Regions from separate parts of the Homo sapiens genome. Here region 2 is linked to region 1. Evidence: chromatin loops called from intact Hi-C (ENCODE). Cell type or tissue: PC-3. All regions are shown on one strand.

What was found. A loop is a pair of places that touch in the nucleus more often than their neighbours do. Peaks named below come from ENCODE experiments on the same cell type or tissue, not always from the same donor. Only the 100,000 strongest peaks of a DNase experiment are listed, where the experiment ranks them.
Region 2: it touches region 1 in a loop (4-fold over the local background); 4 of 110 quality-filtered maps call a loop at or near these places.

Annotation. Positions count from the first base shown.
Region 1 is chr2:56,288,129-56,290,628 of GRCh38, forward strand. The region is part of intron 2 of CCDC85A (coiled-coil domain containing 85A); the gene reads left to right. Among named protein-coding and RNA genes, the nearest start is that of CCDC85A, 110 kb to the left of the region's middle. RefSeq lists an enhancer at 1-683. In PC-3, a CTCF peak has its summit at 1,236; a DNase peak (open chromatin) is centred at 63; H3K27ac peaks cover 534 bases.
Region 2 is chr2:56,190,729-56,193,228 of GRCh38, forward strand. It overlaps CCDC85A (coiled-coil domain containing 85A), which reads left to right. Exons shown (of 6, transcript NM_001080433.2): 2 at 1,749-2,500. Among named protein-coding and RNA genes, the nearest start is that of CCDC85A, 8.0 kb to the left of the region's middle. In PC-3, a CTCF peak has its summit at 1,071 (motif pointing right); a DNase peak (open chromatin) is centred at 1,103; H3K27me3 peaks cover 1,412 bases.

The DNA of each region.
Region 1 (2,500 bases):
TAATTATTCATTACAGAGGGATGGAGTAGACAGAGGTCTTCAGATTTGTGTGATGAATAGTTTTCTACCTGGTCACAGTCCCAGCATTTTTATTTGTGGCAAATTCATCATGACTCACAAAGCTTTATCTTCACTTCCCACCACTCCTTACTTAAAATTTCCTTTGGTTCTTTTTTTTTTTTTCCTTTTAGCATCAAGATAAAAAGGAACAGACACTTGTGTATTTCCCAAAGCAGAAAACCGGGAATGAATTACAATGGAAATCACTGTCAGTTTTTAAGATCTTCTTATAAATACAAACTAGTTTAATGTTTTTGATTGATACTTCATAAATAATGAAGTTATTATGAAGTAAGTTAAAATTAGTTATGTCTGCATGCATATTTTAGCCTCAAAGAGTGTGTCTAATTAGGTACTTTTGATGTGTGAGACATAATTATGTTTACCTTTAATTTGGCATGAAAATGACATTTCCAGAACCGAGTTTAGTGGTGTATTTTCCAACACACCGATAGAGAAATGCATTTCATCTCCTGGGGCCCTGTTGCTTCTTCCCACCATGCCCCCCCCACCCCAAAAATCATCATTAAAGTTAAATCAATATTTTTTAAAAAACAAATCTGTTTGTGCCTAAATTATACATCCTAAGACCAGAGCACCAAAATTAACACCATTTTCCTAGTCAGTGAACCTTGAAAATGTGTAATTTGGTGTCTACATTAATGGTTCACATGACTTGTGTTGCGGGGAGAAATCACATCTGCTCTCTGCAGTGAAGTGATAATTATTTCTAAAGGTCTGTGTACAGAGAGCCTTATGACCCTTTAGTTGCTGATAGTTTCACTAACATGGCAGTAAGAGTTTCAATAATGTAAGCAGAGGTGGCCTAAGTAGCACTAGAATGAGATAAGGACCTGGAGTGCTGACCCGGGTTCCAGGGTACAGGCAGAACTGCCCAAGCTGTAGTTAGCATGCCAAATGAAAGTATTCAGGTTCATAAGTCAGTAGGCAACACAGGACCCATGATTTCTTATTATCAGCTGACTTCAGATTCAGATTACCACTCTTTTTTTCTCTCTGTTCTTTGCATATGGATTTTTTTAATGTATTTATTTATTCTACCTATGCTTATTGGTTATTGTTTACTATTCAGTATGACAGACATGGGGATATAGGCCTGGCAAATAAGTTGTCAAGAAAATAGATCATCCAACATAGTGTAAGTATTCTGATAGGACTGTATGAACACTAGGGGATGCAGTTACCCCAGGTTGGGTTGAAGAGGAGCTCATGAAAGGCATCTGAGCCAAGTCTTGAAAGTTGAGTAGGATTTCATTGGGCAAAGGGGGTGATATGGGTGGTAGAAGGACATTATAACCAGAGGGAGCAGCATGAGAGAGGGTGGCACACTTGGGAGTCTATGTAGTTTAGTATGCTTGGAGCACAGGGTACAACAGTGGTAGAGGTGGCATGGGAGATTGTGAGAGGTGAGGCGGAGATGTAGGCATGGACCAGATCTTGAAAAGATCTCAGTGGTCATCCCTACCATCTTCTTTCCACTATTCATCTGCTTTCCATCTACTTTTTACAGAGTATGTAAACCTCATCTCTGTTGTCCGAATTGTCATGAGTTTTCAATTAATGAAGCTTAATTTAATGGTTTTATTATTTTTGGAGGGGGTATAGTTAAAGTCCACCAGGACATTCTGGTCTTATAAGAACACGCTGGCAGTAAAGTATGATATCTTTGTCAGATGGTTTCTATTTTAATACTTAATATTTTATATTTCAACTGCAGATCAAACTGAAGAACTTGTCTCTGGTACTAGGCTATGGGTCAAACCTTATCCCAGAGGGGTCGAGGTGGTGATTGTCCTGGTTCAAGCCAGACCCTCATTTCCTGCTATTGTCTGGTTCTGAGTTATTCTACAGTCTGCTGCTCTGCTCTGCCCTATTCTGGCCACATCCTTCTATAATTCTCTTCTTTTATTCTTGCATCAGTGCTGACATTTCAATTGTAGTGAGTCCTCAAGCTCTATGTCTGTAATCACTCAAAGATCAGTCTTAGATTTAAGCCATTATCTTTCTGTCATCCTAGCTAGTTAATTATTAACTATATAATCCATGTAAATGATAGAGGTGTAACATTTTTGCTAATACTAACATGGAATCTCTATTTTTTTCAGTCTGCTTTTTTTTTCTGGTTTTGGTTGGAGGGGCCCTATGAATATCTGTCATTTATAGCTGTGGGGGTGGGAAAGAGAACAGGCTTTTTTTGCCATTTCCTGTGTTTACAGGTGATCAAATATGCCTGATTCTGTGCCCCTCTACTATGGCAAATGAATTATATTTGTGTCCATGGTGAAATTTTGCTGTTTCACTGTTTCAAACTTAGCTGTTTGTTGAATCCATAGTTAATAACATCACTAGTGGTGATCATTTAACTATCTAGAAGACAGGCAGAAGAAGCAAATAGTGTAGATAATTCTGAAATTATGTA
Region 2 (2,500 bases), 97 kb before region 1:
GCTACCACACGTCCAAGCCACCATCATCTCCCTCTACCTGGACCAGCCCAGGAGCCTACTTGTTAATCTTGCAGCTTCCACTTTATCCTGACCCTCCCTTCTTTCCTCCCCTACCCCAGTCAGTCTGTTTTCCACACAACTATGGAGATTCTTTGCAAAAGGAATCATGTAATGTCACTCCTCTATCCTCAGCTCCCTAACAACCCAAAGCCTTTCCCGTCGCTGACCATGCCATGCATATTCTAGGCCCTGATGCCTCTCAGACCCCCTTTCCCATGTCCGTTGACTTGCTCTCTGTTCTTTAGACATGCTCACCTCGCTGTACTTGAGCTCTTGCTCTCATGCTGGTCTTAGGGCTTTTTACTTGCCCTCTCCCTGCCTGGGATCATCTTCACTCAAATGTTGGCTCCTTCATTCCACCCAGGTGCCTGCTCAAATGTTTCCCTTCTCTGTAGCGGTATCTTCTCTTGAAAAAGAGTATTCTTTAACCTGCTTCAATTTTCCTTCCAGAACTTCTCACTGCATGACGTTATGCTCTATACGTGTTTTTTGCCAGTCTTTCCCACCACAATAAAAGCTGTACCATGTCAGGGTCTTTGCTGTGTCCACTGATATATCCCTACCACCTGGACTGGTACCTGGTACAGTAATAGATGTTTACTGAGTATTTGTGAACAAGCAAGTGAATCATCACTCATGCAGGAGAAGTAGGCAGAATCAATGTACCTGGAGCCTTGTGTGACTTAAAGGATTTTGCATTGTATCCTAAGGGCCATGAGATTAAAGGATTTCAAACATGGGAATGACAAGATGAGCTAAATTTTGGAAGTAGAGCTCCAAAGCCTTGTTTGGTTTTGAAATGGAAGGTTGAAGGAGAAGGAGATGCCAGGGATGACCCCAGGTTCATATAAAGAACAGTGGAACAGAAAGAGGGGGCATTTGCTGAGAGGTGCAGTTTGGGGAGAGAGGTCTCTTAATTTAAGGCTCAGGTTGCTTGAGATAAGTGAGAGATGCCTGGGAGATGTTCAGGTGGGTGTGGCAAGTAGGGGTTGGATGTGCAGGGCTGAAATGCCACTAGAGGGCAATTGTGCCTTTCCCTACCAGGGGAATTGGGGCTGCATATTCCATGTCAGGGCTGAAGATCTAAGCAGTGCTTGCTGTTTACTCTGTTGAAAGGTCTGTTGTCTCAGGGCTTTTAAGCATTTCACAGGTCACAAGCAGTTATTTTTCTTTCTTGAGGGTGAGGCAGGGGAGCCTTGTTTTTATCTAGTGACTGATTTCTTGATAATGAACTGGTTGCTCCCTAACTACTGACCAGATGAACTTGGACAAGTGAAGCTTTGTGAGGTCCGATTTCCTCTTCTGTATAAGAGCCATAATAATTATTATCCCCTAAATGTTTGGGTAAAAATTGGATGACATAATGCAAGTAAAGTATTGTGCAGGGATAGAACTGATACTTAAGTTAGTTTAATTTTTATGGCCATACTAATTATTATCCCCTAAATGTTTGGGTAAAAATTAGATGACATAATGCAAGTAAAGTATTGTGCAGGGATAGAACTGATACTTAAGTTAGTTTAATTTTTATGGACAGCTACAAATCTTCAGCTTCCTCCTACTCCCTCACCTCCTCCCCTAACCTCACAGGTAATTCACCAGTTACAGGCTCTCCCTTTCCAGGAAGTCTGAGCCTGCTGACACCTCAGATGTGTACTTCCCTTGAATGGTTGTGTCTCTCTTTTCAGGATATCAACCAGAAACTCCAGGAAGACAACCAGGAACTGAGGGACCTCTGCTGTTTCCTGGATGATGACCGGCAGAAAGGCAAGAGGGTGTCTCGGGAGTGGCAGAGACTGGGTCGCTACACTGCCGGGGTGATGCACAAGGAAGTGGCCTTATACCTGCAGAAGCTGAAAGACCTGGAGGTGAAGCAGGAGGAAGTGGTGAAGGAGAACATGGAGCTCAAGGAGCTCTGTGTGCTACTAGATGAGGAGAAGGGTGCAGGCTGCGCAGGCAGCCGCTGCTCCATCGACAGCCAGGCCAGCCTGTGCCAACTCACAGCCTCCACCGCACCCTACGTGCGGGATGTGGGTGACGGCAGCAGCACCTCCAGCACTGGCAGCACTGACAGCCCGGACCACCACAAGCACCACGCGAGCAGTGGCAGCCCGGAGCACCTGCAGAAGCCCCGGAGCGAGGGCAGCCCGGAGCACTCCAAGCACAGGAGCGCCAGCCCCGAGCATCCACAGAAACCCAGAGCCTGTGGAACCCCAGATCGCCCCAAAGCACTCAAAGGACCTAGCCCGGAGCACCACAAACCCTTGTGCAAGGGCAGCCCCGAACAGCAAAGGCACCCGCATCCAGGGAGCAGCCCCGAAACGCTGCCCAAGCACGTGCTGAGTGGGAGCCCGGAACACTTCCAGAAGCACCGGTCAGGGAGCAGCCCTGAACACGCCAGGCACAGTGGAGGGAGCCCGGAGCATCTTCAGAAACACGC